3 separate regions of the Homo sapiens genome follow, and all the other regions are linked to region 2. A link is an interaction called in ENCODE POLR2A ChIA-PET data of the cell type or tissue named here. Cell type or tissue: OCI-LY7. All regions are shown on one strand. Links, peaks and the distances in the headings refer to the core of each region. The heading gives the core; the rest is flanking DNA.

What was found. Peaks named below come from ENCODE experiments on the same cell type or tissue, not always from the same donor. Only the 100,000 strongest peaks of a DNase experiment are listed, where the experiment ranks them.
Region 1: POLR2A ChIA-PET joins it to region 2 with 6 read pairs; 2 of 35 experiments call an interaction of 5 or more read pairs at or near these places.
Region 3: POLR2A ChIA-PET joins it to region 2 with 7 read pairs; 1 of 35 experiments calls an interaction of 5 or more read pairs at or near these places.

The regions. Positions count from the first base shown.
Region 1 is chr12:40,045,105-40,055,307 of GRCh38, reverse strand. SLC2A13 (solute carrier family 2 member 13) reads left to right here. Exons shown (of 10, transcript NM_052885.4): 2 at 7,098-7,257. Among named protein-coding and RNA genes, the nearest start is that of SLC2A13, 56 kb to the left of the region's middle. In OCI-LY7, for the core only: no CTCF peak of the experiment used is centred there; a DNase peak (open chromatin) is centred at 5,807; H3K4me3 peaks cover 708 bases; H3K27ac peaks cover 1,089 bases.
Region 2 is chr12:40,309,605-40,319,807 of GRCh38, reverse strand. LRRK2 (leucine rich repeat kinase 2) reads right to left here. Exons shown (of 51, transcript NM_198578.4): 31 at 9,159-9,377; 32 at 5,635-5,836; 33 at 4,508-4,596. Among named protein-coding and RNA genes, the nearest start is that of MUC19, 79 kb to the left of the region's middle. In OCI-LY7, for the core only: CTCF peaks have their summits at 6,434 and 6,634 (motif pointing right); DNase peaks (open chromatin) are centred at 4,677, 5,687 and 6,677; H3K4me3 peaks cover 1,221 bases; H3K27ac peaks cover 2,717 bases.
Region 3 is chr12:40,204,316-40,214,518 of GRCh38, reverse strand. All of the region lies in intron 1 of LRRK2-DT (LRRK2 divergent transcript), which reads left to right. It overlaps LOC105369735 (a long non-coding RNA gene), which reads right to left and starts at 6,998. Exons shown (of 2, transcript XR_007063560.1): 1 at 6,896-6,998; 2 at 5,061-6,728. In OCI-LY7, for the core only: no CTCF peak of the experiment used is centred there; DNase peaks (open chromatin) are centred at 1,738 and 5,608; H3K4me3 peaks cover 815 bases; H3K27ac peaks cover 664 bases.

The sequences.
Region 1 (10,203 bases), core at 982-8,981, 260 kb after region 2:
TAAGTTTGTAGACCATTGACGTTGCTAGTTATCTCCACAGAGAGAATCTTTCTTATAACCTGACTCTTCTGTTACAGGCATTTTATGTTGGTATTTTGTACACTTTGAAGTTTCCCAGCATCTTTTCTGAGTGTCTTAAGCCTTATTAGAAAAAAGTAGAAACTGAATTCTAAATTGTTAACAACCTGGTAACCATAGATACTTGACTGTTTGGAAAAAATGTAAACATATCAGCCCTGAGCAAGACAGCCAAACCAAAACAACCACAGCGAGGGATTCTGATTCCTTTGACAGACTCTGTTTCTTTTTATTAAAAGTATTTCTTTAGAGATGATAAAGCAATAATTTGCAAAATGAAATTAGAACATCATAATCCTTCTTGTTCAAGAAGCATTATTATTAAAAGGTAGCTTCATGTGCTACTAAGAAGCTAATTAGTTGTTGCCTGGCTTATCATGCTGAGAGACAGCTGTGATTCATGGGTATTTATCTATCACAACAGGATTTTCTAATGGTATTTGGTTATGAAATTATTTATACTTCTGACTCAGGCCTTTAAAAGGGCTTCCAGCCGTTTTTGAAAGCCAACTTCTGCACTCCAGAGCGTTTTGTGCTGTTGAGATGGTGAATCAGCTTGGCAGTGTGGTAGTGTGTGAATCCGGTCGCACTGCAGTGTCTGAGATGCAGTTTTCTGGTGAAACTTCTCAAGCCAAGTGCGATAATGAGTGTTCATTGATGTAGATCTTATAATTTTGTAGGAAATTTTCTAAGAAACTGAGCTTTTTCAAAATATTTAGAAATAACACCAACATGGATTTTTGTGGTTATGTTTACTCTAATAAGCTGTTAATAGGAATTTATACCATTATATTCCTTGTGTTAATTTCAATGTGTGAGTTTAGTATGGACTATTAATAACTTGTTTTTTCTTTATCAGGCTTTTATTTTATTTGGTTAGTGATTAGAATAGGAAAGAAATCAAAAGCTCTTCATAGAACTCTCCTGAACTTTAAATATTTAAATCATATTTAAATATTATTCATTACATTCATTTTTAAAGCACCTAACTCTTCATTTTGAAGATCTCAAATCATCATCTTTGAGTTATAGTACCAGAGCAAAAATGTGAGCCTTGATATATTTTCTTTCTTTAAAACAGGTTTTAGGTAAATAACAGGAGAAATTTTTGCTCATTTATTTGAATATTTCTGTGGCTTATATAAATCAAGGGCTGAATTACACAAATACATAATAGTGATTTGAAACAGACTCTAAAGTTAAGCAGTAGTTTTACTTAACCATCCCTTCTTAAGTAGAATAATGAGCTTTGTTGAGGGACAAAATTCCATTTGTTTTCCCAAAGTGGAAAGTAGATTTTGGGGTGACAAAGCCTTCATGTTCAAGGTTTTCCACAAGTGAGCTCCATGTTTAGAAATCCATAAATTATAGTTTGCATGGGTTGCTTTTATTAACAGCAAGGTGAGTTGTTAACAGGCCCTGTGCCTAACATGTGCGTATTGGGCAGATGTGAGTAGACTGAGCACGGATCCTCCTACTTTCCCAGTTTCATAAAGCGGTTTTAAGGTTTAAACTTGCCTAGTCCCAAATTATACAATTAATCATACTCAGTTGTCATTTTTCTTACTAATTGTTCCAAGCTCTTTAACATGATGTCTGGTGGCAGTAAGTCACTTAGCAGGCAATAGTGGCAGGGAAGAGAGAAGACTCTTTTGCCCCTAGAAGTTTATGTATGCTAGTCAAAGTAAGAAGGTCAAAAATAAAATGTTTCTAAGACATTTCCAAAGGATCACATAGGCATGACACCCAGCCCTTGAATGGCACATTACAAAGGTTAGAGGACCTAGATCTGTGAGACCCATTTTGACATTAACTTGCCATGTGGCTTTCTGAAAATCTCTTTATATCTGTCTCTGGGGCTGGGCATCATTACCTTTCATAGGGGGATAATAAATTATATCAGTTCCACCAGCCTGTTTATAGGATTTTTTTTTTTTTTTTTTTTTTTGAGATGGAGTCTTTGCTCTGTCGCCAGGCTATAGTGCAGTGGTACCATCTTGGCTCACTGCAACCTCCGCCTCCCGGGTTCAAGCAATTCCCCTGCCTCAGCCTCCAGAGTGGCTGGGATTACAGGCATGTGCCACCATGCCTGGCTAATTTTTTTGTATTTTAGTAGAGACAGGGTTTCACTATGTTGGCCAGGATGGTCTCAATCTCCTGACCTCATGATCCACCTGCCTCTGCCTCCCAAAGTGCTGGGATTATAGGCATGAACAAACTGCGCCCAGCCTGATAGGATGATTTTACATGATAAGACAAAATGATAACATAGAAAGCCTTTAAAAATAACATAGTATTGAAAGGTAAGGTAGATATTTGCTCGTCATGAACCTTCTCAGTTCCCCCTCCTAGTCCCTTAATTGTTGGACTGTTTCAGGATTCTATTCTAAGCATTCTTCTCGTATGCCATTGAGTGATCTTATCCATTTCCGTAGTTTCAGTTATGCGCATTGTCCCCATAGTACCATCCTTTGAGCTCCACCTAGTTGTGTAACTCCCAAGCCCTACCTGGCCGAATGTCAGTTTGATGTTGCATTTGAAGAAATATAGTCCAGCAACTAAAAGCAATAGTAAGGCAGAACTGCTCTTAACTTATTTCTCTTGAAGAATATAATAGCATGTAGCTTACAAATCAGCATTATTTCTTAAAATCGCTGTCATCTCCTCACTTCCCTGCTCAAGGGTTACTCCCTTTGTTACAGGCTCCCATTTTCCCCAGACTCACCCCGAGACTCTCACTCACAACTGTTTTTTGTCTTTTTTGGTCTTAACTTCTCCCAATATACCTCATGATTTGCCCATGTTTTCTTTTCTCCACCCTTTTTTTGCTTAGCATGATAAAAGCTCAAGAACTAGACTGACAAAGACCAAATTCTCCCTTGAGGATAAAGGAGGAGACAGGTTATTCTGGCGAAGACCTTATTGGGTAGGGGAAACAGGGAGGGGGTGGGACCACTCACATGTAAATAATCTGTATTCCCAGCACACCATCAAGCAGGCCACTTACTATCTACTTCTATATTTCACAAAGTGCCTCTGACTCAATTCCATCTATGACCTGACCTTATTATCTTGTACTCAAACTTCATTTTTTCCCTCCCTATCTTTGTACAAAGTGCCCATCATGCTCCTAGTTGCTTTTTCCTGACATCAAAACATCATCCTCAGCTTCCTTCTCTCTTTATCCTTCACATCCTATTCATATTCTCTTTAACCTAGATACCAAAGACATAATTCTCAAATCTCTTCATTTCAGTCCATCACCATTGCTGCCACTGTACGTGTTGCTTCCCTGCAATCAATTTTCCGTACTCCAACTAGAATGATCTAGTTGATCCTGATCATTGAACCTGATCATGCATCTTCCTCTTCTACCCTATTCAGAGGCTTCTGCGCACTAAGCCCTTAATTTGGCCTTTAAGATCCTTTACACTGTGGTTGATCCTTGCCCATTTCTCTAAAAGTAGTCCGCCACCCCTTCCTCAGCAGGATGCTTTTCGTCCTGCCTGAAGGCCCTTACCTAAGCTGATCTGATTGTCTGCAGTACCTCCCAACTCTCCCCTATCTCCAACCTACTCTCACTTACTTATTCACTACATCTCAGCTTAAATATGACTTCTATCCAAGGCCCCTCTGACTCTTCAGGCTGGGCCGGTCCCTTTGCTATAGTCTGATGTTCCTCACACTTCCCCTTTGGCAATACCCATCCCACTCGACTAGCAGACCCTAAGCTCCACGAGAACAGAGCTCATGTCTCTCTCCTACAGCACTATCTCCAAAGTGCTAAACACAGTGCCCAGCTCAGATCCAGTGTCTGATGAATACTCACTGATTAATGGATGCTGCTTCCATGACTTAGGCGCCCTCTGTCTCTCCCATCTTATCTGCACACATATTCCGCCTCACATTTTCTATTTATCTCTCAGAAAACCCCGTGTCATTTCATATAAAGATTTAAGCTCATGTTCTGTGCAGAATTGTCTGCCCAACCTTTCCAACTACCACCTGGTCATTGTCAGCTTGCCACAGTAGAATCCAGTGTATAGCTTTATTATGACCCTTACCATGTTATTTTGAAGTTATTTACTTGATTGTATGCTTTTGTGAGTAGGTCTTGTGTGTACTTTCCTTCATAGCAGGGACCCTATTTTATTTGTTTGTACTCATCCTTATAATCCTGTCACCTACTATAGAAAGAATTGGGATGCCTCATAACTAGAGATGATAATAAGAATAAAAATAATTGCTGATCTTATTGACTACCTTCTGTAAGCCAGGCACAATTTTAAGTGCTTTACTTAACTCATTGAATCCTCTCAACTCCTATGAAGTAGTTACTTTTATTCTTCCTATTTTATAGATGAGGAACTTTAGACCCAGAAAAGTCAAGTAAGTTGTCCAAACTTAACCAGCTGATAAGTGGCAAGGCTGGAATTGAAACCCACTGGTTCCAGAGCCTTCCCTTACTTATGATGATCCGTCAATATAGTTTGTGCCATCAAAATTGGGTTTTAGAATCTTGCTGTCTGCTTTAAATTCTGATTCTTCTACCTACTCATCATGTGACCTGAGGTATGAAAAATGGAGATAATTACATGCCCTTTAAAGGGATATCCTGAGGATTAAATAAGATTATTAGTCCCTATAAAATATCTGCTGAATGTAGGTAGTTGTTGCAGTGTTAAGTCAGCCAGAGCACTCATTGGACAGAAGGTCTTTCATGGTTCTTTCCAACTCCAAATCCAATGAGTCTGTCTTCAATCTTTACCCTTTGTCAGTACGTATTACTTTCAAAGCTCTGGTGTTTGTTTTAAATAATCGAACTTTATCAGGGTCTGAGGACATACCTGCATTTCTGTCAAGTAAAATCTATGTGTTTTTTATGAGCATGTGTTGCCTAAAACCACAGTCCTGATTTCCCATGCTCAAATCTGGGGCTACATGGCTAAATAAAGATCTCTGTCTAAAGAGAACAACCAAATTCCTGTTTATAGTCAGACCATAGCAGAAAAAGAAATCCAAGTTGTAAATTATTGTTTGAATTATGAAAGTTTGAGATGTTCTAATAGTAAAAGAACTAAAGAGAATATACAAATCCCGTGTCAACATTTGCAGCAGATGTTTGTTTCCTCTTTCCAAGTTAGATGAGGGCATTTCAGGGTGGTCTGTGTTATTAAATTGATTAGCAGTCAAATGGAAACTTCAGCTGCTTAGGTGATGATTTAATTGTGAAGACTGTTAATACTGTGTCTATTAGCACATGCTTATTATTCTATGAAACTCAAAGTCGTAAGATTATTGACAGGCACTACAGTAGCAAACAACATTGGTGGAAATTAGTATCTAGTTCTGAGACTTAATGGTTTGACTTGTGTGCAAATTTAATAACTACTTATCAGTAGTTATGCAATAATACAGTGAATTTTCCCAAATAAATATGTATTACTTAAATAAATCTTGCCTATCTGTTCATCTATGTATTTATTTGCCTTGTTCAAAGATGTAACAAAGCAAATAAAAATAGAGGAAAAATACACTTATAATAGGATAAATTACAACTGTTATGGCATTAGGAGAGAGTTTGGGTCACAAAATAATACCTTGAAGTCCAAAACATTGGATGGAGGTGGGCCTTTCTGACTGTGTACATAAAAAGGGAAATGAAAAAAAGCTGCAATTTATAATAGCCATCAACTAACAAAAATCACCTGTAGAAAACCACAACTATTGCAGTTACTGAGACCATAGAGAAATGTCACTTGCTGTATGGAATGTAATAAATAGCACCTTCAACAGCACTTGTACAGAAAACACAGCAACAGGTTTCTTAGTACTGATTCCTTCAACACAAGCTGTTTTTTTGCCATCATAAATTCGTTAAAAAGCAATTAGTTAAAAGCAATTCTATATAGATCTGTTTTATTCATTTTATTGATGTTCTGGCTTAATCTAAGGATTGATTTATAGTATCTAGAGATATAAACATTAAATTTTTTAGGCAATCTTTTTTTTTTTATGGAGGCTTTGGTAAGTATTGATTAGATACAGCAAATCAGTATCTGTCCAACCTTTGGGTAAGGCTGAATACTATAACAGGCTAAATAATACTAAATACTAAAATAGGCTAAATAATCAGACATACATGGAAATTGCAGGGGCCACAAGAGGGTGAGACTTTAAGAAATCATTTGGATTGGCTTAAAGTTCTGTACTATACAACTTTAGGTTTTTAAATACACAGTAAGTGTCAAGATCACTCTGGAGAATTTTAAAAGGACAATCTCATCCCCCACCTCTGTAGTTTTCTATTTAGTAGGTCTGAGGTGGGTGAGGTAAGAGCAATTTTATTTAAAGAAAAAAGTCACATGAGTAATTCTGGTTATCAGTGAAGTTAGAACTACTGCCATAGAGAATACTGCATTAATTTCAGATAGAAAAAAATTTAAAGCTAATATAATCAAATACACCTTAGCTGTAAAACTCTTTTATTCTGAAATGTATACCTAGCCAATTGAATAAGGTGATTTATTATATGAATTTCTTATTAGTAAACCAATTAAAAGTTTAGTAAATCTACTGGCATCTAACTATGTCTTTGAATAGTTAATATGTATCCTAAGATAATTTTTTATTCTCACTATTGTCTGATTACATTTCCATATAGACTAAAAATATTTCAGTAATCATTCTATCTAGAGAACTTTTTTTGCTATTTTTAGTCCTCAAGAAGTTATAAAGCATACTTATATGCACTCTGAAATTATCTTAGGTCTTTAGGGGTGCTTTCATTTGTAGGCTTTCAAGTGATAATAAGAAAAATGATATCTCACATACATTTTTACTTGTCTGCAGTAGCCCCAAATTAGTTATGAACAAAATCTTAAATATGTGGTAAACCTTTGCTTAAAGTAGAAAACCAAGCCCATATATGTAAGTGTATGCCTAAATCTAGCATTAGTATTTATTGCAACAGAAATCTTGAGTAAATGTCTCACATTTACTTTTCATTGTTTTTATAGGCATTGCTTCTATGACAGTGCCAGTGTACATTGCGGAGGTCTCACCACCCAATTTAAGAGGCCGATTAGTCACCATTAATACCCTCTTCATCACAGGAGGGCAGTTCTTTGCAAGTGTTGTTGATGGAGCCTTCAGTTATCTCCAGAAGGATGGATGGAGGTTTGTAAATACTTTTTACATTTAATTTTTCAAATCTTGATTTTGGGGAAGGGGAGAAAAATTGAGAAATCATAGTCAAAATATAGCTGTGTGTTTTGAATCATTATTGCTAATTTATAAGTAGGTGACATTCAGCAAAACTGAGAGTGGACAGGAAGCTGATATTTATTTTGATGATAGACAAGGAACCTACCATTAAGAATTGATATTTACAGGGCTTTTTTAGCATTTAGGTGACATTTCTCACACTGTGTGCAATCTTTTGCAATATTTGTTTAAAAATGAATGCAGTGATAAATATGTATGGAGTTCATGAATTCTACAATGATTGACAAGCTGTTTATGAACTACAGATATAACTAACATCCTTTTTGCATTCTGGAAGCTACATTTTGATCTGAAAGAAACGTAGTGTTTAAAGATAAAAATATACCTCTATAAAAAGATATACATGAGTTTAAAGTATACAAATTATTCCTTGATATTTGGCTTATTTTGAATCAATAAATGACAAAAGTGGTTTTAAAACTGCTTTAAAATAAATACAAACTATTATTAAAACAAAATCTTATGTTAAAGCTTAAAAGATATTATGGGCTCTGGATTTTGATATCTTTATAGTACTCATGTAACTGTTCCAGAGAAATTTTATTAAAAGGCATTAGAGGTTATACAATATTGCCTATCTTGTTTTCTTGCCTCTACTTATTAGAACAAATATTTATTCAGTATTTACTTCTCTGTAGATACTGGGGAATAGAATATTCAACAATATAAACTCAAACCCTTGTTTGCATGGCTTTTACAGTGTTGATGTTAATCCTCAACAGTAGAAGAAAAAAGGGTGTGGACTGGGTGTGGTGGCTCACGCCTGTAATACCAACACTTCAGGAGGCCAAGGTGGGCGGATCACTTGAGGTCAGGAGTTTGAGACCAGCCTGGCCAACATGGTGAAACCCTGTCTCTACTGAAAATACAAAAATTAGCCAGGTGTGGTGGCACACACCTGTAATTCCACCTACTTGGGAGGCTGAGGCAGGAGAATCGCTTGAACCCTGAAGGCGGAGGTTGCAGTGAGCTGAGAGTGTACCACTGCACTCCAGCCTGGACAACAGAGCGAGACTCCATCTCAAAAAAAAAAAAAGAAAGAAAGAAAAAGGTGCAATATGATGTGGACCCAGGGAATTAAACTGCTTGTAAGAAGCACGATAAACCTTGTGGCTTAGGATGAGCCATTAAAGACCTAAATGGGTGAAGTTTTAATTAAAAGTCATGTGAGAAAACTCTTTGAAGCTAATGAGGGCCTACATTTGTAAGGACCATTAAGGGGAGGACACAGTTTTTAAAAACGGTTGTTGTGTCTGCAGATGTTGCTAAACTGAAGCAGGAAGTTTCTTTCTTCTTTTTTTTTTTTCTACTCAGTAGATGAAGAGAAAGAGGAAAGACGATAACTGTTTTCAGTATAACCTGGTATTTTGAGTTTTTCTTGTAAATGCAATGGAAGTCAGTCTTTCAACTTACATGTCTTTAAGAAGTTCTAAATCATCAATTTATATTTTGTTAAAAATTTTTATTAATGTAAGTAATATAGATATATTCAAATGCATAGCATGTATAGTTGCATAAATCACATTTTTCACTTACGCATAACAATTAAGAAATCTTTTCTCAGTCCTGGTTAGGAAAGAGAAAGATCTCACAGTAGTGACAATACATTTATGAATGTGGTGTGCCCGTGTAAAAGCGGAGGTGTTGGGACAAGCCTGAAACCCCCTTGCAGAGGCAAGGAGACATCATAGACAGACCTGGATTCAAATCTGTTTTTTACCATTGATTAGATAAGAACCCCAAACAAATCATTTAGCCCCTCTGAGCTTCACTTTTCTATAAAGTAGAACCAGAAATACTTATAAGATTATTGTGGGATCCAAATTACTTATTATATGTAAAGTGTTTAGCGTAGCACTTGGCACATGGCAGATAATAAATGAAGAATCACATTGTTAGTTGCTGTTCTGATGAATTGAGTAAAAGATGGATGCTACTATCGATGTTGTAAGAGAGGCTGAAGGAAAATCAACATTCTGTGTTATCTGTTTTCTTTATTGGCAAGAATGATGCTTCAAGATGGTAGGGCAGAAGACTAGAGAAAAAAAGATTTAAAGTGTATTGCTGCTGTGGGAAGCATGAGAAGGAAAAGACTAGGGACAACACATGATTTCCAAGTAACCATGGAATCCCAGCTGAAGCTGGAGACATATATTTGCAGTAAAGCCAATTAGCATGCTCATGTTTATTTTTCTGGCAATACTGGATTGCCTAGGGATGAAAAAATAAAATAAGAGTATGGGAAAACTAACTCCCGTTGATATATAGACCAAAGTATTAACAACCAGATTGTTTTGAACCCAATTTATTCTTTGCATGAATACACATTTAATTATGTACACATGCAAACATGTTTCCTTTTTTTTAGGTGAATTTTCTCTGTTATTGTCTTCTGTTATCTAGTATCCTTATCAGTATATTTATCTCATCTGACTCCTGGGCTAATAGGAATGTGGTTATAAGCAAATAAAAATTGAAGTGCTACCTTAGCATTAACTTTAGACTCTGTAATTGTCAACAATTGATAACTTATTCATAATTATAACAATAGATAACTCATCACTTTTATAGCAATATGTTTCAAAAATCTTAAGGAAAAATCTGAAGGAAAATGTGGGTCTAAATATATCATGTAAAATTTCTTTTCCATACTCATATTTTTATATATCTTCACATTAGATGTCCCCAGTCTTCAAATAATTTGAATATTTTAAATTTGTTTTATTTCCCTTTTTGGCTTTTATTGCTTCTGAAACTCTACCTCAAGTTTCTAATATTAAATTTTATACTACAATACCCAGTGTCCCAGATTTACTGGTCTTGCATTATAGTGATGAA
Region 2 (10,203 bases), core at 1,218-9,217:
CTCTCAAAAAAAAAAAAAAAATTGTTAAATTAAGGGAGTTAATTCGGATAGGAAATCATTGAACTTCACTGAAACAATGAACATCAGTATTTCCCTAGCTACAATGGAAAGATCAATCCAATACCTCACATCTGTTTTGCAGTCTCATCAATAATATATTCCCAGGAAAATTATCTTCCAGACAGTTATCAATACAGGTTTGAAATAGAAATATTACTTCACATTTATATACTAGGAGAGGACTTCCATGAATAGGAAGACAGACTGTGTAGCAGAGTTTCATGATTCTCAAAGTAACTACTGCATTTTGATGGATTCTACTTGCAGTGTCTGGGTCAGTAGGTCTGGGTTGAGGCCTGAGAATCGGCTTTTTTAAAGAGCAACCCCGATGTTTCTAACACAGAGATCACACTTTGAGCTTTGATCCTTGTCATGGCAGTTAAAAATCAGTCAGAACCCAGATTCAAATCCAGGCTCTACTACTAGCTCTGTAACCTTGGGAAAGGTATTTGATTTCTTTACTGCACAGCTTTCTTCTCTATAAAATGAGATAATAAAAGTGACTGTCTTAGATTGCCCTGAGAATGAAATAACACATGTAAAGTACGCAAAGTACATATGACAAATTTTAGCATATTTATCTATATATTCCAATTTATTTTGCTTTGTCAAATTCACTTTAAAAAGAGGTTTGTATTTAATTTTCTTTGGGAGATCTATAATGTTTAAGGAATACTTAAACAGAAGCAAACATTATTTATGCTATCATGTAGTTGAGTGAAATACCAGGTTATAAAGTCCTTAGGCCCAAGGACTTGTCTTACCCATTTCTGTATTTCTATTTTGTATGTACAGTATTTATTGAATCAATGAATGCATGGTTGATTGAACATATTGGTATTTAATGACAGTGTGCAATGGGCCTATAAATAATAAAAACTGTTGTTTAAGACTTCTCCCATGTTGTGTACTTTATAGCAATTCCAGATCGCTCTTACAGTTTAGGTGGTAAAGAGAATTGTTTGCTGTTTTAGTGTTTTTTAAGTGCTAAGACCTTTTTTGACAATTCATCTCCAACTGCACTTCATATTTTCTTTGTAGCACTCTGTACCACTCAACATATTATATGTTTATTTATTACTTCTCTTCTCTCATTTGAATATCAGCCCTATGAATGTATAAACTCATAGGCCCTGGAGTCAAACTACTTGGTTTGAAATTCTAACTCTACCTCTTCCTGAATGTGTACCGTTGGATAAATTATTCAACCTCTCTGTCAATCAATTTCTTCATCTGTATCATAGGGGCTAATAAAGTACCATTTGGAAAGGTTGCTGTGAGAATTACATGAGCTAATCTTTGAAAAGCACATATTAACCTCATGTATGTTAGCCATTATTATCTAGTTATTCTAATCTATTTTACTAAGATACACTTATTTTTTAAAGAGTTTGTGCTTGATTTTCCTAGTGGATCTATAGCGTGCTACCACTATTTATAGTGGAAGTTTCCAAAGATGGACACATCATTTCCATCCCTATACATAGGTGCTATTCATATAGAGTCTCTTTTCCTTCCCCTTTAATCTGAGCTAGGTTTGTGGTTGCTCTGGTTACTAGAATGTAGCAGAATTAATATTTTTGCCAGTCCTTGGCCTAGCCTTTAAGAGGACAGAAAAAATCTGCTTCATTTCTCTTGGTAACCAGCCACCATGAAAGATGTCTAATTATTCTGTGATCACCGTGCCACGAGGAAGCCCAACTTAGCCATATGATAGGCCACATGGAGAAGCACCAATACTCCAAAAACATGCATGTACCTTTCTTGCACTTTCCAGCTCAGTTTAATGAATGAAGCCAAGTGAATAACCCTTGCCAATACCATGTGGAGCAGAACCACGCAGCTGAGCCCAGTCAAGCCACAGAAGAACGAGAAATGATAAATTGTTCACATTTTAAGCCTCCAAGTTTCGAGGGGGTTTGTTACATAAGAATAAAATCTGCAACATTATCTTGACTTTATCACCTTTAAAAGAGCTCCTAACATTCCTTCAACCTCATAACCTGAATAGCTAACTGATGCCTTATTCAAGGAAAGAGAATTTTCCAAATTCCTTTGTATTTCTCCCATGTATTTTTATCAAGGTTAAATTGCCATGTAAGCTTTTTAATGTTCCACCTGATTAATTGAATAGGTCTCTTTCATATCTCTTTTATCATACAGTTAAATGAGTCTTGTAAACTTCTCCCTGCCTTAATGGTACCTTTTTTTAATAAGTTTAGTGACCTAACAGCTCGGGGCGCATAGAGTGGGTGGGCTCATTAGAGCTTCTGCACCATGAAATTATTCCGGCCCTTGCCTTGATTCATGAAGGTGAATACTCCTATTTATTTTTGCTAATAGCTGTCAGACAAGTTGCTCTTGGTTTCACTTGATTATTTAGAGATTTCATTTCCTTTAAACCTTAGTGATAAAATGACATTATATTTCAATTTATTGGCATAAATAAAAATGATGGCACTTCTTTTTTAGGTTAATCGGAAATTTAAATTATCATTTTATTGACATTTTAAATCTGTCTTTAAAAGTAACTTTGAGTGGCTCAAATTAACTTAATTTTTACTTAAATTATCATATTTATAACTATGCTAATGAGAAGAACTTTCATGGAGTTTCAACTTAATTACTCCACAGAATCTTCAGGAATTTTATTGCAGTCATAGTGAAAATCTGCATTTTTTTAAAAGGGGAGTTCTGATGCAAACCTCTTCCTTATTCTACTGTATAAGATATACCCATCCTAATGTTCACATGTGTGCAACTTCAAGTGTTCCATAGTGACATGGAAACACACCACTTTAGAGAGCAACTTTAGCTTTTCCTTGACTATGTGGAGTTGAGTTACCTCCTGATAACTATTGTGCGCCAGCTAGGACAACAAAATTGCTGGATATATTTAAAACTTCCTTTGCTGTACAGGATGCAGCTACCTACACATCTTTTTTATTTGTCCCCATACATGACACACTTTCCAAAACTACGTAAGTACCTCTTTATAGTTCTGAATTTTTTAAAATTTCCTGATTAACATTCTTTAAATTGCCAAATAGATCCAATATAAAATTAGCTAACATTTACCCCTCACTTACACTGAACCAGGGAGGCAATATAGAAGATAATTGTTATTTTCCTTATTTAAAAAGTAAGTAAACAAAGGCTTAATGCATTAAGAAATTTCACAGAGCTAATAAGTAATTAAAGAGACTGAAACGTAGGTCAAGCTGATGCTCAAGTAAGTGCTCTGGGTCACACTACTGTCTCCATTATCATTTAATAATTGAGTAAAATCACATTATCCATGACATATGTGCAGAAGGCTGAAAATCTAATTTAAAAATACCTACCAAAATAGTAATAACTGACACACTGCAAATAATTGCTGATTGCAATGTTTCAATATGCTCTTGAGTTCCATGGTACAGGATTTAGCCTCAACTGAGTTCTCTCTTCACAATAGCTTCCTTTTTTTCCTTAGATGGAATTTAGGAACAATTATTCAAGGCTGCCTGAGTGAATTTAATTACCTTTATGGTTTAATTGGAAGAGATATTTCTAACATAAAAATATATAATAATTTTAGGAACTCGGGCAGCCACATGCAAAACTATAAATTTTACTCATCAACAAATCAGTAGCTTAATGTTTCTCAACTAGGGTAATTTTTCACATTCTCCAAGCAATATTTAGCAATGTCTGGATACATTTTTGCTTGTCACAGCTAGAGGATACTACTTACGTCTCGAATATAAAGGCCAAAAATGCTGCTAACATCCTACAATGTGCAACAAAGAATTATCTGGCCCAAAATGTCATCATGCTGGGGTTGAAAAGCCCTGAGGTAGTATGTTTTGCTCAAATGGTCTTTTATGTCAAAGCTACAGAGATGGATTATTATAACTAATTAAACTCATTGGTAATGGATTATCATTTGGAGAAAAAAATCATTTTCCATGTGAAATATAAGAAAAAAATAGCTATAACCAAGGCCATCCAAAGTTTTCAAAATCGTAAGCATTTAAAGCTCAGATCATTTCACTTAAGTCAAAACTCACCTCCATGTTATCTAGATAGAGGTTTCACAGGCTCAGCAACCTAATTTTCTTATATGTGTTTACCCCAAGGATTTCCACAAAGCCATCATTCAATTGACTAATTCAGTAACCAAACCAATGACATCATCAGGATCTAGTAAAGCAGCATGGGGCAGAGTGATACAAACATCTGTATGTGGCTTGAAAACCAAGTCATGGAAGTGAACTCAAGACATCTTTCCTTCTTCCATGAAGCTCTTCAAGTAGTCTTCTATGTGAAATGTTCCACAGTTTTCCAAATTCACAAAAGTTTCTGCCTTAACTAAACCCAAATTCTAAAATGCTCAATGCTCTGGGCGCCATCTGTTCTATGCTTTGACCATAACCCCCGTGCCACAAAAATAAAAGACACCAACCTGTGCCATGATTTTACAAAGCCACTTGGGTTCCACAAAGTACAAGTCACTTAACTGCAGTGCTGGGTCTTGAAAATGAAGAAGGACTCCTGTAGTAAAAAGTCATCAAACAGTGAAACATGGAATCTAGAACAAATATCAAGGGGCTTTAGAAAAAATCTAGTCCAACTTCCTCATTTTGCAGGTGAAGAAATTTCAGCATAGCTAGTGACAGAGCTGGGACTAGAAGCTGTGCATCCTATGGTCTAAAGTTCCAATATTATAATGGAGTATTTTTAAACTACATAAAATGATCATATTTAAGCATATTTGAGACACTGACATGCATTACAGAGCATATTTCACACATAAGTAGAAATTCATAATTTTCTGTTTCGCTTGCTGAATACACACTACAAAGACATGTTTTATTTTCAAATACAGATAAGAAACACAGCATATCTCAGCATACCTTAAGAACGATGGGGAAAAGGAACAGATCATAAACCACGGGAAGCTATTTTTTATACAACAGAATCTAGGGATCAAAAGCAGCTTCCCAGTCACTTACTCTAGTACTATCAAACAACTCACACATTTCTAGCAAGGTAATATGATCAAGTACACAATTAGCACTGAAGTTGCTTTGAGAATTTTCATCTTTGAGATCAATATTTGATGCAAGAGAGCTAGATCTTCCACTCAGAAGCTGCATCATCTCAGGGAGCCATTGACTCTCCAAGCGTCCCAGTTAGACCATGCCAACAATAATTCCCCTTTGCAATATAAAAATAACTTTCACATGCACTAAACTCATTTGACATTATGAATGTCATTTGACTATTCAGGGTTCCACAGCTCCTGAATAGTAAAGACAAGTTCTAGAACCCAAATATTTTAACTCCCACTCAGGGACTCTTTCCACTGCTTTACTCCTAGGTGATTTCTAAATTTGTTTTCTTATGACATGATACATGATTTGTCATGAACACACATGATGATCTTCCAAAAAGAAAAAAATCAGTGGCCTATTAAAGAACCGTATGGATATTCTCTCAACTTTGAATGTAAATTCTATAAAAGATTCAGAAACACTTTTATAAGTTACTACAGCTGAGCTTTGAAAATAAGGAACGAAAAACACAAACCTGATTCATTTAGAAAGTGAACTGCGTGAGGAAGCTCATTTTCATCTAACTGCAGCTGATTTTCTCTCACTAGTTGTAATAATCGTTTCCGGTCAATTACGGGAAATTCAATTGGCACATTTTTACGCTCCGATAAAATGATTTTTTCAAGTTCTACATAGCAGTCTGGAATCAGCTGTCCAACAACAAGCTGATCTCGGATCTATGAAATTACAAATGACAAGCCGTAAAAATCTATTTTATTTGTGTATTTGTCAAATGGTTGGCAAATTCAGTGCTAACAGTTTTTACAGAAACAGATATATTATTCAGAAGTACATTTTTAAATAAAATCAAAATATAATAAAAAGCTATTTAGGTTGTAAGGAACAAGTACAATGAAATTAAAATAGGAAAATTGTTGATTCAGAGGCAAATTTGGAAATATCAAATAAAATAGTATGGAAATATTTATCTCGCTATCCAGAAATTCCATGGAAAAAAAAACAAGATAAATCACTAACCATAAAAAAGATTTTTTATATCCTAAGACATTAAACTTAATGTGAAACAGACACGCTAGTATAAGATATCAGTACAAATTACAAGAGCTTTTGGATATTATTATATTTTAAATATTCAAGGTAAAATATTAAATTTTGTGCTTGGTTATTTGTAAAATGTTATATTGGGAGGACATATATATCAACAGTGAAACGCAGAGACATAAAATCCCACTCAAGCTATGTTTTTCATGGAACCTTGAACTTGGGAAAATGAGAAATCATCTAAACATCAGTGATTCTGATAGGAGAGGATGATCATTGTTCTGTTGCTCTTAGAATCTAATCACTATCAACAAAATGAGAAATATATAAAATAAGATTTTTTTAAAGAATGGCCCTAAGAGGATAGTTTCTACAATAAAAGTATCTTCCAAACGTTTTTTAAAATATAATTTTAAATAGAAATGCAACTCTTAATAATATCCAGAGTGCCGTTAAGAACCACCAGATGGCAAACTCTCCCTATTTCTGGACCTATGGAAATTACATATTCTTTTTATCTGAAAATACGAATCAGAATTTCTGCTTAAATTCTTACACTTACTACAAATAGAAATTCAGCACACACAGAAAAAAATTAACTTGGTCTTTTTCTACTTGTGACTAAAAACTTAAAGAGACAACCATAACCATTACTTCCATATTTACCTGCAAATGGTTACTCAAGAGACTGTTTTCATGTATCTCTTAACCCAGAGAATTAGAGATAATTTCACTAACCTCCACTTTTCATGTTCCCTCTCTTAGTCGTTCATAAATTAAGATGAAATTGAACTTCAGATTGAGGTTTATGTTTTAATCCAAGGCAGGAAACCTCCATATAAAAATAAACAAGAGTTCTCAAAGAAAGCAAATCAAGTAGAAACGGGATGAGTTTTACGGGACTACGTCTCAAGGCCCACAGAGATGCCTGCTCTGCTAATGGGCTGGACAAGATTAAAAGGAGTATTGTCAGCATTGAACTCTGTTTTGTCCTGCTTCTCCTTTCAGCATGATTATCAGTTAACTGACAGGCTGAGCCAAAAAACAAAACTTAAAAGTGTCTGCACAGACACCTGTTAATAAGGTTGAGACAGAAAAAGATTAGAGAAGAGCTAAGATCAAAGGCAAATATGAAAAATAAATGAGAGGACAAAAAATGATCTCTAATAGATTAAAAGCTGCTCTTTGAATTCAGGTTGAAGCACCTCAGGGAAGAAAGAATTTTCAAGTTCTGGCAGGCTCACAGGCCCTGGGTCATCTGAAAGAGTCATTCTTCTACAAAGCAATCAAATGAGTTTTCAAACCATTATGCCAGAATGCTGCATCCATTAGCAATATATACTTTTCTTTCAATAATACTGGTATTTCTCAAAGCATTTGTTTTATTTCCTTGTAAAAAGTTGTCTTCAAAGGTGATTTATAAGTGCCAAAAGAAAAACTAGTCTGACTTATTGGTAATGATATCTATTAGACAAAAGCAGTATTAATACAGCTTAATGAACCATCTTATCTGTGACTTTGCATCAACTAAATTCAGGCCTTTTCAAAACAAACTCATCCTCCAACAAGTCTTTTTAAAGATATGATACATTCTCTGACAACAATGACAAAAAGGGAAACTCAAAATATTCTCAGTAACAACAAAGTTATTGAAGTATGGGTATAGTCTCAGAAAAAAAAAACACCTGGATTAAGAGATTAATTGGATGAATAAATTTTGTGTATTTGTTTTTCTTTAAGTCATATTAGTTTCTAATTACATGTCCAACAAGAGAATAGGAAAGTCTACAAATAAATAATATGTCATTTTTACATGACATTACCATCTATCATCAATAAAACCTTTTAATAACTGTAATAAATGTGTGTTGAAGGATACAAACATACAAATTCTCTCCCTGGGCACCGCAAAAGCCATCACTTTTACAAATGGCTCATTAGGTTTTGGAGTGAAGCACACATAATCTATATAAATGGAACAGAACTAAGCTAACTGGCCAGCATGGAGTTATAACCAAGGTGACTATATAATTTATCATCCAAATTGGAATGCTTTTGAGAATATAGTGGGACACTATTACATAATTATGCTGGGACTGCCCAGGCCAAATAGGACTCTATTTATCAGCCAGTATCTTGATCATTAGTGCTATTGAGCTAAGCCAAGACAGACTAAGTGAAATTCATCATTATGTTTGTCATATGGAACTATCAAGGGTATTTTTCAGTACAGTTTACACCACACTCCCTGTAGTACCCAGTGAAGATTTCTTTTTTCTGCCAAGTATTTAAAAAAAAAAGTGTTCTCTCTGATAACTGATTTATTTACATTTTATAAAAATTTGGCTTACGAGAAGATAACTTTAAACATTTAAAACATAATTCCTAAAATAAAAAGCCCATTTTGTATGAACTAAGTAATTAGTGAGACACTGCTGAAAACCAAGTTAGTGGTCTTCATGACTAAATAAAACAGCTGCCTCACAATACGGAGGGAAAAAAATTGGAATGGGAATCACAGTGACAAAATTCATGAATGAGTGGCACAAAAGATCAAGATGTCCATAAAACAGGAATTCCAAAAGAAAAGAGGAAATGGAAAAATAACAGTTAAAGAATAATAGAAGAAAGATGATCCCAAGACCTCAGTATTCACCTTTACCCTTGTGATTGAATCACCACTATAAGAAGTTGAATCAGAAAAGGCATCAAAAACATTTTCTCAGATTCTCTCTCAGAAACATTTTCTCAGTATCCCAGAAACGGTCTCTTAGTTTCTCTCAGGTTCCTCTAATTATTTTTTGTTCCCATTTCTATGAATTAGAAATGAAGTCTGGCATAAATAATTTTAAAATGGAAAGGACTTTAATAATGCTAACAGCAACAAGGAAAGAAAACCCACAATTTTAAGTGAGTTGCTCACTTCTCAAAATTTCTGACATTTCTAGGCAGTTGAGAATCAATAAATTACATTTCTCTACCAGCCTACCATGTTACCTTGAAATTAAGGCTCTCGTTTATGATGGTTTTCCGAAGTTTTGCCAAAGCATCAGATTCCTCGGTGGCATTCACAAAGTGGTAATCTCGTATGGCAGGGAACCCTCGCTTATTCAGGAGTTCCTTGGTGATTTTACTCATGCAGGCTTTGCGTTGCTTCTCATCAGAAACATCCAAATGTGTGCCAACGAGAATCACAGGGGAAGAAGAAGCGCGAGCCTGGAGGGAAAGACACAAAACCCTCTTGTGTTTGCTTTCAAACTGGGCCTGCTCACATTCCTGTTGATATTTGCTTTCCGTGACATTCACTTGAATGGAAAAGAGAAACTAGCAGACTTCAGAAGAAGAAAAGAACAACTGTCCTTTTTTCCTTAAACCTAAGAAAAAAATGTAACCTTACGACATTTTAAAAAGTCATTTTTGGCCTTTCTTAACCCAATTCTTCACCCTTTTAGGTGGCATATATAACGGTAGTGGTATAGTTTTCCTTTCCCATCTTCATGCCTTAAGATGAGTTATTCACTCCTAAATAAAATAAGCATTTCATAAACCCACAAATTATATCAAATTAACGTCATATAGTTTATATTTTCTCTTCCTTATCTGTGAATTTAATCTTCTAAATTCGTTTTAAAGTCAACCAATTTGGAGTCTACAATGAAAGAATAAAAGCCACTCAAGCAAATATGACTGCCACTGTACTATTTGCTCACGTTGGCTAGCTGTAAAAAAGTTAATAAAAGAAACATTAAAAAATACCCAAATTACAAAACAAGCATGTATGCAGCCAATTACATGGTTAAATGTCCTGACACAAGCTTTTTAAGGACTTTATGCACAGAAGAGTTCATTGCAGCATCATGCAAGCAGCAGTTTAGTCTCCATTCTAAAAAGCCATAGTGTTTGAAGGAATAGCTGACAACAAGACAACAAAGGAAAAGATAGAAAAGCAACAAAAGGGAGATTCCAGATGTAACAGCATAATAATCTGGGACCACTTAAAGGATACAATCTGAAGAATTTCACACTAAATGGCCCCTGAGTA
Region 3 (10,203 bases), core at 1,249-9,248, 110 kb after region 2:
AATCACTTCCCCAAATCCTCACTTATTAGTGGTGTATCACAGTGGGTATCAAGTTCCAACATATGAATTTAGGGGGCATCAACATTCAGACCATAGCAGATACCAACATTTAAGGAATGGAAAGAAAAGGACATTTGTAAGGACAAATAAGCTCCAGGAGCTAATGTGCCACCATGTCTCTTAGTGTTAGTGGCAGGGACATAGTGGTTTTCTTGCCAAGAGCTATTACAGAAGGGTGGTGTGGGCTGAAGCCAGCCCACAGGGTTCATGAATCAGTGAGTAGAAAGTCAGGGCCTATGCTATGATTTGAATGTATGTGTCTCCCCAAAATTCATACATTTGGACTCTAAGACCCAATGTGACAGTATTAACAGATGGGGCCTTTAAGAGGTAATTAAGCCATGAGGATTCCGTCCTCATGAATGGGAATAGTAGGCTTATAAAAGGGCTCAAGGGAACTAACAAGGCCCTTCTTGCCCTTCTACCATTTTAGAACACAGCAACAAGGTACATTGATCTTGTTGCTATGTACAAGGTACATAGATTTCTCCAAAACTATGAGAAATAAATTTCTTTTGTCAATAAATTACCCAGTCTAAGGAATTTTGATATAGCAGCAAAAATGGACTAAGACAGTCAGGTCCTGATGACATGTGCCAAAGGTAGTCAGAGCGCAGCTTGGTTTTATACATTTTAGGAAAACATGAAACATAATCAACATATGTAAAATGAACATTGATTTGGACCAGAAAGGCGGGACAACTTGAAGTAAAAGTGAAACAACTTTAAGCAGGCAGATGGCTTCCAGGTCACAGAGAGGTGAGAGATAAATGTAGGCCACATTACTCTGAAGTCCATACGTTGATAGGCAGGTATGAAAGTGGCTTATGTATGTAAACAGATTGCTGTTATTTTCTTCTGAAGTTTAAGTTGTTTAGCTTCAGTTTGCAGGGCTTTATGAAAGAACATCTTAGTTTTTAGTAATTTCAAATAAGGAAAAATGGAAAAAAGAAAAAAATTGAAAACATTATTTTGCACACTAATAGCTAAGAAAACTTAGAATTCTGTCCAAACTGTAGAAAATAATAAAAATTTAAAAATGTTAGGCAAGACTAGAATTTAACAACAGGTGTACTATAGTTTTGAAACATAATATTTCTCTCTCCAGTTTCCCATTTTTACTAAAGATGAATCATGGTAGAGCTGGTTTGCTTTGTTATACCTGGCCTAATTATTTGCATACAGTGCAGCAAAATAATTATTTATTACATATGCTTTTAAATTGGCTTTGAGGGAACTGCGTTCCTCAGGAGGAATCTCAGATAAGACTTTTTTAAAGTTGAGCCCACCCATGGATTTGTGCCATTAAATACCCATGAGATGGATGATTCTCTCCTTTTGAAGTTCCATGATAAACCAGGGCTCCTGGGCCTGATAGAAAGTGACATTCTTTACCTACCCCAGGTCAGGAACCCTGTGCAGCAGCTGTGTAGGAAAAGGTATGAGGCTAGTTTTTCCAAGGGGCTTTTATTGGCTCTATAAGTCAAGTTTGATTCCTTAAAGGAAATCACACCATTCCAGTTAAAGCCTTGGTAAAATAACCACTTTCTTCAATTGCGTCCTGTTATAAATGAAAACAGATTTTCACTGCACTTATACAAATAACTGTGTTATTGTAAGTTAAGAACACTCACAAATAGTTTCCAAATTCTGGAGAAATCAGGTAGAGAGAAACAAATATACTTCAAATTTTGTTTATAGGAGTATACTTTACTTGTTAAAAGCTGTAAAGAGCTTAAAAGAAAATTTTTCTTGACTCTGAAAAACAAAACAAAGGATCAGCAACTTTTTAACCAAAAAGTTAAAAAGATTACTTTAGTCTTCTATTAGTTCAGTTCATGCAGTTTACTCCCATTCTGCTTGATATTCATGAACAATTTCGGTTGTCCATGAGAGTCTTGAAAGTTTTTCCTCTATTCTAATGTCACAATCTCCCAAGTTAACAGAAATCTGCACTTAAGAACACCTGTTAGAGTTCTATAGCTGATTATAAAGTCACCTTTTAACGAGGACCAAAATAAGACAACAATTGTCCATAGATGACAAAAGGTTTTATGGCAGCCATAGCTAAAGACACAATTGACAAGCAAATTTGTTACCTCTGTGCCACACAACAATTTAACATAACAATAAAAATTATGACTGATAATGTACACCAAGTTATATCAGAATTATAGGAGTTTCCCATGATTTGGGGATGCATACCAATAACACATTTATACAAATACAGCCTAAAGAAATCAAACACAGGCCGTGCCCGGTGGCTCAAGCCTGTAATCCCAGCACTTTGGGAGGCTGAGGCAGGTGGATCATGAGGTCAGGAGATTGAGACCAACCTGGCCAACGTGGTGAAACCCGTCTCTACTAAAAATACAAAAATTAGCCAGGCGTGGTGGTGGGCGCCTGTAGTCCCAGCTACTCAGGAGGCTGAAGCAGGAGAATCACTTGAACCCAGGAGGCAGAGGCTGCAGTGAGCCGAGATCACACCACTGCACTCCAGCCTGGACAGCAGGCCAGGCTCTGTCTCAAAAACAACAACAACAAAAAACCATTCATATTTGACAGTGTTTCCTGTACAATTTTTATATCAAATAAGGCAAATTATGTCATTATTGGACTTTAGGGGACCTAATATCTTAAAGGATTAATTAGATCAGAAGACATAATTTATAGTTTGATTTTGGACAGTTTATGAAATATCAAAGGATTAAAATGCTTGATATCACAGGTCATTGTAAAATAAGTCATTCATTTGACAAAAGTGATAACTCAAAAATTTCAAAAAGAGAGACAAAGACTTTCATTCTTTGAGAGGAGACTGAATTTTCCAAATAATAAGCCCTAATAAAAACAGCATGAAGCCAATTAAATTTGTTTTTCAAAATTTTATAAACAATCTACAAAATTTTAATCTTGACCATGAGATATAACTTTCATAAACCTTTTATAAACTTTATTTAAGAGTCAGCTAATGCTTCAAGAAAACCTTGTTAATCTGACACGGGCCCATATGCTGGTCTTGCATCAGTGTGCCTTTGACATTAATGATTAATTTATAGAGAAACTGAACTCAGGATTGACTCTTACATTCTCACACACCCACCTTTTCCATGATAGTCCCTGGGCCTTGAGGAGTTGAATAGCTTTAATTTCTGGCTCTATGTTTCAGGAATGCAGTTTATTTTGATTGACATCTTGTACTGGGCCTGAAGATGGGGCTTTAATTGCTGTCAGTGTTTAAAATTTAGCAGGACTTGGTGTCCCTTTGTGGACCCAAGAGTCAAAGCCCTGTAACTCAATGTCATAAGTACTTTGAAAGTGCATACAAAGAGATACACAGATGTAATAATCTGAATTTTAATTTTTTTTTTAATTTTTATTTTTTTTCCCTAAGCAACTTGGAGCAGGGAGGGGGCTTCCAGGTCACAGGTGGGTGAGAGACAAAAATGGTTGCATTCTTTTGAGTTTCTGATTAGTCTTTCCAAAGGAGGCAATCAGTTATGCATTTATCTCAGTGAGCAAAGGGAATACTTTGAATAGCATGGGAGGCAGGTTTGCCCTAAGCAGTTCTTAGCTTGAATTTTCCCCTTACCTTAGTGATTTTGGGGGCACAAGATATTTTCCTTTCACATTATATAACATACAATATTATGTAATATACAAATTCTATCTAATATTATTAACATATATATTATATAAATATAATATATAATTTAATATACAATAAACAAATACAAAATAAATATGTTATACTATATACTTACATATAACATGTATTATATATGTATGCATGTATATATGTAAGTTTATTGTATGCAAACATCACACATACACATATGATTGATATATATGTGTGTATATATAAATACAAAAGAGAAAGAAAAAGAGGAAAAGTAAACTTTAAATAAAACAGTGTGTTTTAGATGTTAATTTCCAAATGCTTCTAGAAGCTGGTACCCATTTTAGCTTGTGCCTGAGGGAAGTGGTTGTGATCTTTGCCCATCTGCAGTATCTCCAATCCTGTATCTAACATTATTAACATCTTGGGCCATCTGGCCAAATCTTTACATAAGGAAATCGAGAAGTAGCAGGATTTTGTAGTTGTCTTCTCTGTTGAAAAATTATTTTGGATATTTGTTCTCTGTATATTTCCTTCCACTTCCTATTTGTAACTGATTATCCATGACGTTTATGTTTCTTGCCCGAGATTTATGGGGCTTGAGAACAAGATGCCTTCCTGGCATTTGTTATTCTAAGGCCTGTCCTATTTTGAAAGGTTAAGTGCCAATGAAAGGGGGAGGGTACATTCAGGGGAGAAATGAGAAGGAAGTGGAGGAGGTAAAATTTTTCTAAGATCAAAAAAGAGGTCAGAATTGATGAAGGTAGGGTGAACTGGAGAAGGCGTGGCAGTGACCAGGCTTCAGAGCAAATTCCTTGCAGGAATAACTAGGAAGACAGGGCTCTGGGCAGGGGCTTCCCAGAAGCAGCTCAGATTATTGAAACCCTGTGTAGCTTAGGAGCAGAGATTGACAGGGCTTCTTTCCTCATGCGTGGACTAGGAGCAGTACCAGAAAGACAGTGGAGCCCTTTCAGCCATTTCGTGGATCTCATATAAACCTCCCTGGTTCTGTGAGATCCCAGGGAAGGATCTGGCCCCTAAATGACTGAGATGAAATTTCTTGACATCCTAGTGAAATAGTAGTTTGGAATTAAAATTCAGTTTATTTAAAGAATATAAATTACCGGAATCATGTTTGCACAACTGAGTGTACTATATGACTGAGATCTGATCCTGCTACTAAGATTTTTCTTAATGTAAAAACATGCAAAAATTCTTTAGTGCTTCTGCAATGAACGCCATTCAACAAGTATTTATTGAAGGCTTTCTAAGTGCCAGGCATTCAGGATACAATGGTGAACAGAACAGATATGCCAGAGCTTGTAACCTAGAAGCAGGATAAGCTAGTAAACAGGGAATTAAATAAGTGCACTAAGAATAATGACAGGGTAAAATAAGTTTATTAGAGGAGACATAGGAGACCACTTAACTCAGACTTAGGAAGTCAGACAAGAGAATGTTCCTCCAGGAAAAGGCTTAGAGAGAAGACAGTGTTCACTAAGTACTGGAAGAAATAAGAGTTAAACATGAAGTTCAAGGTGGGGAGTGAAGAAATGGGTGCAGGGAAGTCACCAACGTCCAGGACACTGATGACCTTAAAAGCAATGTTAAGGGACTAGGGCTTTTACGTGATTGCTCAAACTTTCATATCTAGTATAAATTTTCTGCAGGCTTCTAAAGAGGTCTTCATTTTTCCATTGCATTTTACATATATATATTTGCTACAGCTATTGATTCAGCAGGAAAAGCATTGTGATTTGTAAATTTGCTGGTTTGTATCTCAGAACTGTGCTATTTAGTAAGCAGTGAGAAGGTTTTATGGGTCACAAACGTTTTTAACCAGAAAAGAGCAGTTTCTAGTTTCTGGCCACTACCTGAAAATGCCTCCTCATTGCACAGGATTCATTTAGCTCTGTTTTGCTTCCTTTGTTGCAATATCAGACATCCCCGTGATTGCAGCAGCTCCAGCCCACTTCTGTGTAAAATAAGGAAGGAGAAATTTCTTCTAGTTTCAATTTTGGTTTATATCATCAGCTCTTAATATTTCAGTTTTGAAAACAAGCTGGCATTCAAAAACTAACCATATTGAATGATTTACTAGGCTAGACAAAAGAATTAAAACCCACCCAGTGTTACACAGGCCCAGGCAACTTTGGGCTTAGCAATGCCAGATGGTTTGCTCAAGGATAGGATAAATTAAGCCCCCCTAAAGTCAAGATCTGATATAGTCATATTATTAACACTTTCAACTATGCCATTAGCATTTGGAAAATTAAGATAGCTTAAGCATTAACATCGTATTCACTGCTTCAGATGCAAAGAGTGTTGCCTTAACCAATAGCTAAAAATTTCCATTTCCAAGGGCTTGGAAAGATTCCAGTCAATGTCTACCTGTTCACAGAAGCTGGATGAACAAGACATTATGATTCAGCTGACTTTATATTCACAGTGTGCAACAGAATTATAGCTTAAAATTGAAAGAAGTTTATATATATTTGGGAACAAACAATGGATTAAAAAAGATATCTGAAACATTTTTTGTATTCCTGAGTGGCACAAAGCTAATTGAAAAAAATAAAGTCCATCTACATAGTAATCTTAAAGCTATGTATTGAATAAAATTAGTTTAGAAGGCAATATGCTTTAGGATTCATTTAGCTTGATAACTGATCTAATCCTTTGTTATATTTGCACTTTTCCCGTTTAGGTGAATTGAATTTGGGCTCCCTAATAGGGACTGCTGAAGAGTTTATAAATACTATATTTTCCTTGTTCTGTAATGTGCAAGAGTGCTGACCACTAGGTCCTCATGACAAAATTCATATACACAATGGTTTCTTACGCCAACTACCACATGGTACAATCTTCTGTGAGGGGACTAGGCAGCCAGTGTGAAGGGCATGCACAGCCAAAGATGTTTTGTGTGTTTCAATCCATAGTCCTCCAAGGCCAGTAAGTTCACAGTTTTGCTGGAGTTGCTGGTATAACTTGGCAAGTCTTTGATTTCAATTGTATCAGTCAGGTAGGAGCCATCACACCCTCTGGCCATCTGCCAGGAAAAGAGACAAGACTCAACATTTCATGATGCAGCATTGTTGTATGACACAGAAGCAAAACTTTAAATCGCAATTACTCATGCCTTCACTGTAACTCTCCCAAGGTAAGATCCATTTAAAGCCAAGAGATTGAGAAAAGTGCGTCATCATGGCCTCCTACCTTAATAAGCAAGGGAAAAGAGGTAACAATCTTTCATTCTGGCAGTCATAGGCCTTAAAGTCTCTAGGCAAAACAATTGGAAGCTAGAGGTGTATTGAAAAGTGAGAAAAGAGATTGCGAAGTTAGACTTACTAGAGATTAATGCTGTATGGAAATAAATAACAATATTAGAACATTATTTGTATCTGAGTTTTGTTGAAAAGATGCATTATTTGTGTAGCTGAATTAAAATGCAGAATTTCAGATATAAAGCAAACGCAACAAAAATCCTATTGGACACTAAGGATGTAACAAAAGAGATCATAAAATAATACACTAGTCACAATTCTATACCACAGTTGTCTAAAAGAAATCGATTTGGATTTACCTGGGAATATTTTCTTGAGATGGGGTCTCGCTATGTTGTCCAGGCTGGTCATTAACTCCTTGCAGTCTTTTCATCTCGGCCTACCAAAGTGATGAGGATTACAGGCATGAGCCACCGTGACTAGCCACCTGAAAAATTATGATTCCTTTGATGGCAATTATACAAAAGTGGGTCTAATGGTAACATTTTAAAAATACTTTTAAACTCTCAAAACTTATTTATCCCAGTCCTTTGATGAAATTAACAACAATAACAAAAAGTAATATGGGTAAAATATCTAGTACAATGTCTAAAAATATGCTTAAAATGTTTTTTGTTATTTATTATGCCTGGTATAATTCCAAGAAAAACTAATGTTTATACACCTGTGTCACTTGACTAAGCTATATAATTCTTTACCTCCATGTTAACTATAGATACTTTCAAAGACTGAATACATCATGAACATAGCACTTACTAGGTTTGTTTTTATTGGCATAACTTTTTATTGTAAAGCATATCCATAAAAAAGAACATACATAGTATCTATATTTAGTGAGAATAATCCTCTAGAAACATATAACAAAACAGTATTAGTAATTCCCACTCTTGTAATTAGGTAGCATTAATTAAAATACAAACTCATAAATTTGTGAATAAGAAGATATACCCTTAACATGGATAATAACTAATGGGAAAACCTTAGAGACATTCACTTGAACCAGCTTATTGATGAGATACACTTTTATCATGCACCTCCTTTATTCTAGGCATTGTGACAGGTGCTGAAGATTCAGAAAAGGAAAAAGCATGAGCTCTGCTCTCAAGGAACTCAGATACTCACATAATTTGTCATTAGCAACATGCTTCAGTGTCTAATGAGGCAAACAAAGATTGTTACCTAGCTTTCCTTTGGAAATTCTGGTAAGGGCATAAGATTAACAGAGAGCAGTAATTATTTGAAAGAGCTTCATTATTTGCAACGTATATTTTTATGACTCTAGAAAATCTAACAGAATGATTACGAAAATTTTAGAATTAGTAACAGACCTTAATAAAGTGGTAGAATAGAAGCTTTTGTTAAAATATTTGCAGAAAAACAACAATAGTGTGTAAATAAATAGGGTGAAGTGATTTATATAAATAGCAACAAAATAATAAACACCAAACAATGCCAAGCATGATGGCTCACACCTGTAATCCTAGCACTTTGAGAGGCCAAGGCAGATAGATCATTTGAGCCCAGGAGTTCAAGACCAGCCTGGGCAACATGGTGAAACCACGTCTCTAAAAAAATACAAAAATTAGCCAGGCATGGTGGCATGCACCTGTATCCCAGCTACTCAGGAGGCTGAAGTGGGAAGATCCCTTCAGCCCGGGAGGTTGAGGCTGTGGTGAGCCGTGATCGTGCCACTGCACTCCAGCCTGGGTGACAGAGTGAGACCCTGTCTCAAAAAAAAAAAAATACAAAGCAAAACAATACACAAATCTCTAGGAATTGCCCTAACAAGAAATATGTCAGAGTCTATTAAACACATATACATACACATCCACACATGCAGAAAACATCATAAAACTATTCAAATACATGGTGAGTTTTAAATAGATGGCTATTCCACATTTCTAAACCAAAAAATTTAATATGATAAAGACCCATAACATTTATCCCAAATTTACCATGATTCCAATGAAGGTGGCACTGGTTGTATTATCATTATTGGAATTAAACATGATGTTTTGAAAATTCATCTAGAGAAGCTAAGAAAATTTTGAAACAAAAATTATAGGAGATTTTCTTTATAAGATATTAAGGTATATTATATCACAAAAATAATAGAATAGGCAATTTTTGCAAATATTGTTAGGCAATGAAACAGAATTGATAGATCTAAAACAGTTTAGCGTACATGGGAACTTAGTAAACATCATGAATCAATAGGGAACAAATTGATTATTATGTAAATAGCTCTGAAGAAACTCACAAATTATTGGAAAAGGATATCAACTTTACTCACCATATTAAAATAAACATCATCTTTTTAAATTCCAGAGGGATATGAGACTTTGTAAAAAAAAAAATGTGGAAGTGCTTTCTGAGCACAAATGTCTTAAAAGCCCACCAGAAAGTTTATTACATTTAGTTGAATTTTTAAAAATTAAATTACAGGAGCCGTTCTGAACCTATCCTGGTTTGGAGGTGCCTGATTCGTGAAAGAAAAATTAATTAATTAATTAAAGTCAGTACATAAAAATATATTAAAATTTATTTGTCAAAGGACAGAGGGAATATATTTGAAAAACAGACTATGAGTAAAAAGTTATCTTTTCTTTTTTCCTTTTCTCCTTCTTTCTTTTCTTCAACAAACATGTATTAAGTTTTGGCCAAAGCTGTGTAGGAATTAAAGATTCAATGGCAAACATAGATTTAGTTCCCAGGACTGCTGCCGTCCACAGGGTACCTCTGAGGGAGCTAGAGAAAAAGGCACCCCTGTTGATTGCAGATTGTGGAATTAAGAAGGGCTGGATTTCAGGTTCCACTAGCTAGCCTCAGTTTTTACCCCTGGGCAATAAACTTACATGGCCCTATTTGGGTACATTCCAGTTCTGCTCACAACCTAATAGGCAAAAAATGTCAATTAAACAATTACTATATAAAGATGCAAAGCAATACAGAGTAGGGGGCTCTTAACCAGAACTGAAGAGAGCAGGGATGGGTAGTTGGCAGAAGTAGCAATTAAGAAGTGAAGATTGCGCAAGATTTGCACATGGAGACAGGGCAGCATGTGCACTAAGGTGAGATCTTCATTCCATAATGAGCTTTTGCAACCAATAAAAAAATTGGCATCAGAAAATAAAATGGGGCAGGATATACCGAAATTATCAGAATATTAAGTTAAAAATACGAAAAAAATTTATCTTCTCAAGTAATCAAAAAATACAAATGAAACAGCAATGGCAATAC